Regions from separate parts of the Homo sapiens genome. Here region 2 is linked to region 1. Evidence: read pairs that join two places in POLR2A ChIA-PET (ENCODE). Cell type or tissue: OCI-LY7. All regions are shown on one strand.

Region 1 (2,500 bases):
CCAAGATCGTGCCACTGCACTCCAACCTGGGTGACAGAGCGAGACTCCGTCTCAAAAAATAAATAAATAAATAAGATGTGATGCAGATGGAATCAAGATTCAAACAGATTAAAGAGGAGTTAGTAAGTGAAAAATGTGGAGGATAAATGCTAATAGGACTCTGTGGTGGAGACGGTTGCCTACCTATGGCTGAGTGGATAATGGCCCCCAACACATCCACATCCTAGCCCCTAGAAGCTGGGAATATGCCACCTTACATGGCAAAAGAGGCTCTGCAGATGTGATTAAGGACCTTAAGATTCGGACATGATCCTGGATTATCCAGGTGGGCCTGGTGTCATCACAGAGGTCTTTATAGGTGAAAGAGGGAGGCAGGAGAGTGAGAGAAAGAGATGTTATGACAGAATCAGAGGGAGGGAAATGCGACTGCTGGCTGTGTAGATGGACGAAGCCATGAGCCAAGGACGGTGGGCAGCCTTTGGAAACCAGAAAAGACCAGGAACAGGTTCTCCCCTAGATCCTCCAGAAGGAGCCAGCCCTGCCAACACCTTGATTTTAGTCCAGTGAGACCCATCTGGACTTCTTATCTCCAGCTACTAAGTCTGTGGTCATTTGTTATGGCAGAAACAGAAACAAATATACTATCCAATCTGTACTCTCTGCTAGCTCTTTAATTAAAAACAAATCACGTCATTTGTTATGGCAGAAACAGAAAACAAATATACTATCCAATCTGTACTCTCTGCTAGCTCTTTAATTAAAAACAATCAGCACCTTGGAAGGCCAAGGCAGGAGGACCACTTGAGTCCAGGAGTTCAAGACTCACCTGGGCCACTTAGTGAGACTCGTCTCTACTAAAAAAAATTAGCCAGGCACAGCGACACATGCCTATAGTCCCAGCTACTTGGGAGGCTGAGGCAGAAGGAGCACTTGGAGCCTGGGGGGTTGAGACTGCAGTGAGTCATGTTAGCACCACTGCACTCCAGCCTGGAAGACAGAGCAAGACCCTGACTCAAAAAAAAAAGAGAGAGAGAGAGAGAGAGAAAATGAAACCAGAAATATAGAACCTTAGAGTCTAGCCCATTCCCTTGGTTCTCAGTCCTTGGATGGGGACAAGACAATCCCATCAAGGCAGAAGAGAAGGCAGTAGATAATACAGATAGTTGGTTTTATTTGTATGCCTTTAACACCTTCCCACCACAAGGTGGGGAAAGTCTTCTAAGAGGGCCACTCACATATGATGTTGTGCCTGGCGGTGCGGACTTGGTACAGGTCCACGTCTGACCGGGGGTAGCCCTCACAGTCCACCAGCGGCTCGTTCATCCCAATGCCTTTTTGCTGGAGGAAAGAAACGTGGTTAAAAGGTGCTCATGGGTGTAATGTCCCCAGGATGTCTTTCCCCAGACCCTTCTCCTCTGAAGTCATAATAAAGGTGACAGTAATGAAAACTGCCACATACTGATCACTTACACCAGGGGCTCTACTCATGCCCTCACAACTACCCTGGGGTGGGCACTGTGTTTTTCATTTTTTATTTTTAACGACGCAAGTAATGCATGAATCCATTCTTTTTTGAAGTTAAAACAGTGCCGATAAAACCAAAGACTCCTTTGAGCATCATCCCCAAGGCCAGCCTCTTCCTCCACTCCTTCACACCCTCCTTCCCACAGGTGGCTGACACCTGGCTGCTGGCCCTGGAAGCTAGAGGGGAGTGAAAAGCCCAGACAGCACCCAGCTGTGGCAGGGCTTTGATTCTTCTGAAAATAAAAAGATCTGAAGAAGGAAACTGATAGCACCAGCTGCCTCCGGGGAGAAGAACTGGGTGGCTAGGTGACAGGGCAGGGAGAGAGACAGTCCATTTTATACCCCTCTGTAGGTTTTGAATTTTGCCTATGGGAATGTATTCTTTATTCAAAACAACACTTTTTTTTTTTTTAACATGAGTCAGAGGAGAGTACACAAAAGCAGTGAAACCAGTCACATGGTTCAGGGGAGGGGCTTTGCAATTGGTTAGACTTTAATTTGAATCTCAACTCTGCCATGTACAAGCTGGGCATCCTTAGCTGAGACCTTCTCCTCTCTAAGCCTCAGCTTCCTCAATTATAAAATGGGAATAGGAGCACTCGCCTCCCTCCCTACCTGCTGCAAGAACTAACGAGCTGACCTGCAGAGTACTTAGCACATGCCACGCGCATACACAGCATAGTGGGTTGAAGAGCGGCCCCCAAAAACAGATAACCACGAGCTAACCCCCAGAACCTGTAAATATGACTTTATTTGAAAAAGAGTCTTTGTAGATGTAATTATGTTAAGGATCTCGAGATAAGCTCATCTGGTGGCTGGTGTCCTCATAAAAGAAAGGCAGAGGTAGGTGTGGGACAGACACAGGAGGAAGGCCACATGAAGATGCAGGCAGAGGTTCAAGTGACACAGCTGTAGGCCAAGGACCGCCAGCAGTCACCAGAGGCCAGGAGAAAGGCTTGGGAGCTTCTCTCTCAGA
Region 2 (2,500 bases), 340 kb before region 1:
TCCGCCTCCCCGCCTCAAGTGATTCTTGTGCCTTAGCCTCCCGAGTAGCTGGGACTACGGGTGTGTGCCACCATACCCAGCTAATTTTTGTGTTTTTGGTAGAGATGGGGTTTGGCCATGTTGGTCAGGCTGGTCTTGAACTCCTGGCCTGAAGTGATCCACCCACCTCGGCCCCCTACAGTGCTGAGATTACAGGTGTGAGCCACCGTGCCCAGCCACATGTCTAGTTTCTGAATCGTGCTCTGTGTATAAAAGCATGCCACTCAAGTAAATTAACATTTAATTTCTAAGTTGCAAATTTGCTAATTTCATTTTAGCTTCTGAAGACTTTTTTGATAAATTAACCGTGGAACAGGAGTTTATGTCTGGAATAGACACTGATAAGGTATGTGGACAAAAAAACCTCTTTAACAAGTAATTGAAAGCTTATTAAACCTCAGATTATAGCCAGAAAACCAATTGCTTTGATTCCCATGCCTTGCCTTTTTTTTTTTTTTTTTTTTTTTTTTTTTTGAGACGGAGTCTCACTGTGTGTCACCCAGCTTGCTCTGTTGCCCAGGCTGGAGTGCAGTGGCGCCATCTCTGCTCACTGCAAGCTCCGCCTCCCGGGTTGACGCCATTCTGCCTCAGCCTCCCGAGTAGCTGGGACTACAGGCGCTCACCACCACACCTGGCTAATTTTTTGTATTTTTAATAGAGACGGGGTTTCACCATGTTAGCCAGGATGGTCTCGATCTCCGACCTTGTGATCCGCCCACCTTGGCCTCCCAAACTGTTGGGATTACAGGCGTGAGTCACTGCGCCCGGCCACTTAAATATTTTTAAGAGCAAATGCAAAATGTGCAAGTGTAGATTTTATCAAGTAACAGATATTTAACATTATTCTGTGCAAGACACTTTCTGCCATACATGGCAACATGAGACCTGGCCCCTAAAATCAAATCTTTTTAAGACTGTATTAGATAAGGTATTTGCTCTTTTGAAAGAGTTTCTTATATAACTCCTTTAAATAGCTCTATTAACAAATTTTAAATTATTCACTTTATGAAAATTCCTAACATAAAACAATTACTGATACTTTTTGCTAGATTAGTTGTTGATACTATTGAAATGGAGTAGACATCTGGTAGCCTCTCAGAAGCGTGTCCTTAGAGACAGACGTGTCCAGACAGGCATATGGAGTGACCAATTGTATTCTCAGCGGCCTTGGGCTCCAGTGACTTGGCCTGATCACTGGGGGGTGTGTGTGTGTGTGTGTGTGTGTGTATGTATGTATGTGTGTGTGGGGTGTGTGTGTGTGTGTGGTGGCCAGGGTGTGTGTGTGGCTGGGGCTAGCAGAGCTATTTCGGGGAAGGGTTAGGGACTGTGGAAAAATAACTCATTTTCCCACGTATCTCCTTTATTGGACTTTGAAAAATAATAATAAACATCAAGTTAAGTTCCTAAACCATGTATTGTGTGTGTGTGTGTGTGTGTGTGTGTGTGTGTGTGTATGTATATGTAAATGTATATGTATATGTATGCTACTTTATTTCCAGGTCAACAATTACATTGAGGATTGTATCGCCCAAAAGCACTCGTTGATCAAGGTGTTAAGACTAGTTTGCCTCCAATCCGTGTGTAATAGTGGGCTCAAACAAAAAGTTTTGGATTATTACAAAAGAGAGATTCTCCAGGTGAGTATATTTTTAAATTATTAATTTGCCAAGGGGGACAGCATCTTTTTAAAAAATACTTCATGGGCCGGGCACAGTGGCTTACGCCTGTAATCCCAGCACTTTGGGAGGCCAAAGCAGGTGGATCACTTGAGGTTAGGAGTTTGAGACCAGCCTGGCCAACATGGTGAAACCCCCATCTCTATTAAAAATACAAAAATTAGCCAGGCATGGTAGCATGCACCTGTAGTCCCAGCTATTTGAGAGGATCAGGCAGGAGAATCGCTTGAACGCAGGAGGCGGAGGTTACAGTGTGTCAAGATCATGCCCCTGCACTCCAGCCTGGGCAACAGAGTGAGACTCTGTCTCAAAAAATAATAATAAAAAATTTAAAATTAAAAAAAATAAAAATTACAAAGCTGCCATTTTGGTATCTTGTAACGACTGTTGTATAAATTTTTTAACACCTAGAGGAATTGGTCTTGGTAGCCATCACTGTTTATTGTATTTGTGTGATAATAATAGCTAACAGGCTGGGCACAGTGGCTCACCTCTGTTATCTCAATATTTTGTGGGGCTGAGGCAGGAGGATCGCTGGAGGCCAAGACCAGCCTGGCAACATAGCAAGACCCTGTCTCTACAAAAAAAATACAAAAATTTACCAGGCATGGTGGCTGTGTCTGCAGTCCCAGCTACCCAGGAGGCTGAGTTAGGAGGATTGCTTGAGCCCAGGAGTCCAAAACCAGCCTAGGCAACATAGCTTGTTTACAAAAAGTAAAAAATAATAATAATAGGTAACATTTCTTGAGCATTTACTATGTGCTAGGATCTATTGGAAAAACTTT

Evidence for each region. Peaks named below come from ENCODE experiments on the same cell type or tissue, not always from the same donor. Only the 100,000 strongest peaks of a DNase experiment are listed, where the experiment ranks them.
Region 2: POLR2A ChIA-PET joins it to region 1 with 15 read pairs; 5 of 35 experiments call an interaction of 5 or more read pairs at or near these places.

Annotation. Positions count from the first base shown.
Region 1 is chr12:121,893,577-121,896,076 of GRCh38, reverse strand. PSMD9 (proteasome 26S subunit, non-ATPase 9) reads right to left here. Exons shown (of 6, transcript NM_002813.7): 2 at 1,236-1,338. Among named protein-coding and RNA genes, the nearest start is that of PSMD9, 6.0 kb to the right of the region's middle. In OCI-LY7, CTCF peaks have their summits at 977 and 1,177; DNase peaks (open chromatin) are centred at 1,216 and 1,806; H3K4me3 peaks cover 1,359 bases; H3K27ac peaks cover 1,589 bases.
Region 2 is chr12:122,237,763-122,240,262 of GRCh38, reverse strand. It overlaps VPS33A (VPS33A core subunit of CORVET and HOPS complexes), which reads left to right. Exons shown (of 13, transcript NM_022916.6): 9 at 318-385; 10 at 1,539-1,676. Among named protein-coding and RNA genes, the nearest start is that of DIABLO, 13 kb to the right of the region's middle. In OCI-LY7, no CTCF peak of the experiment used is centred here; no DNase peak of the experiment used is centred here.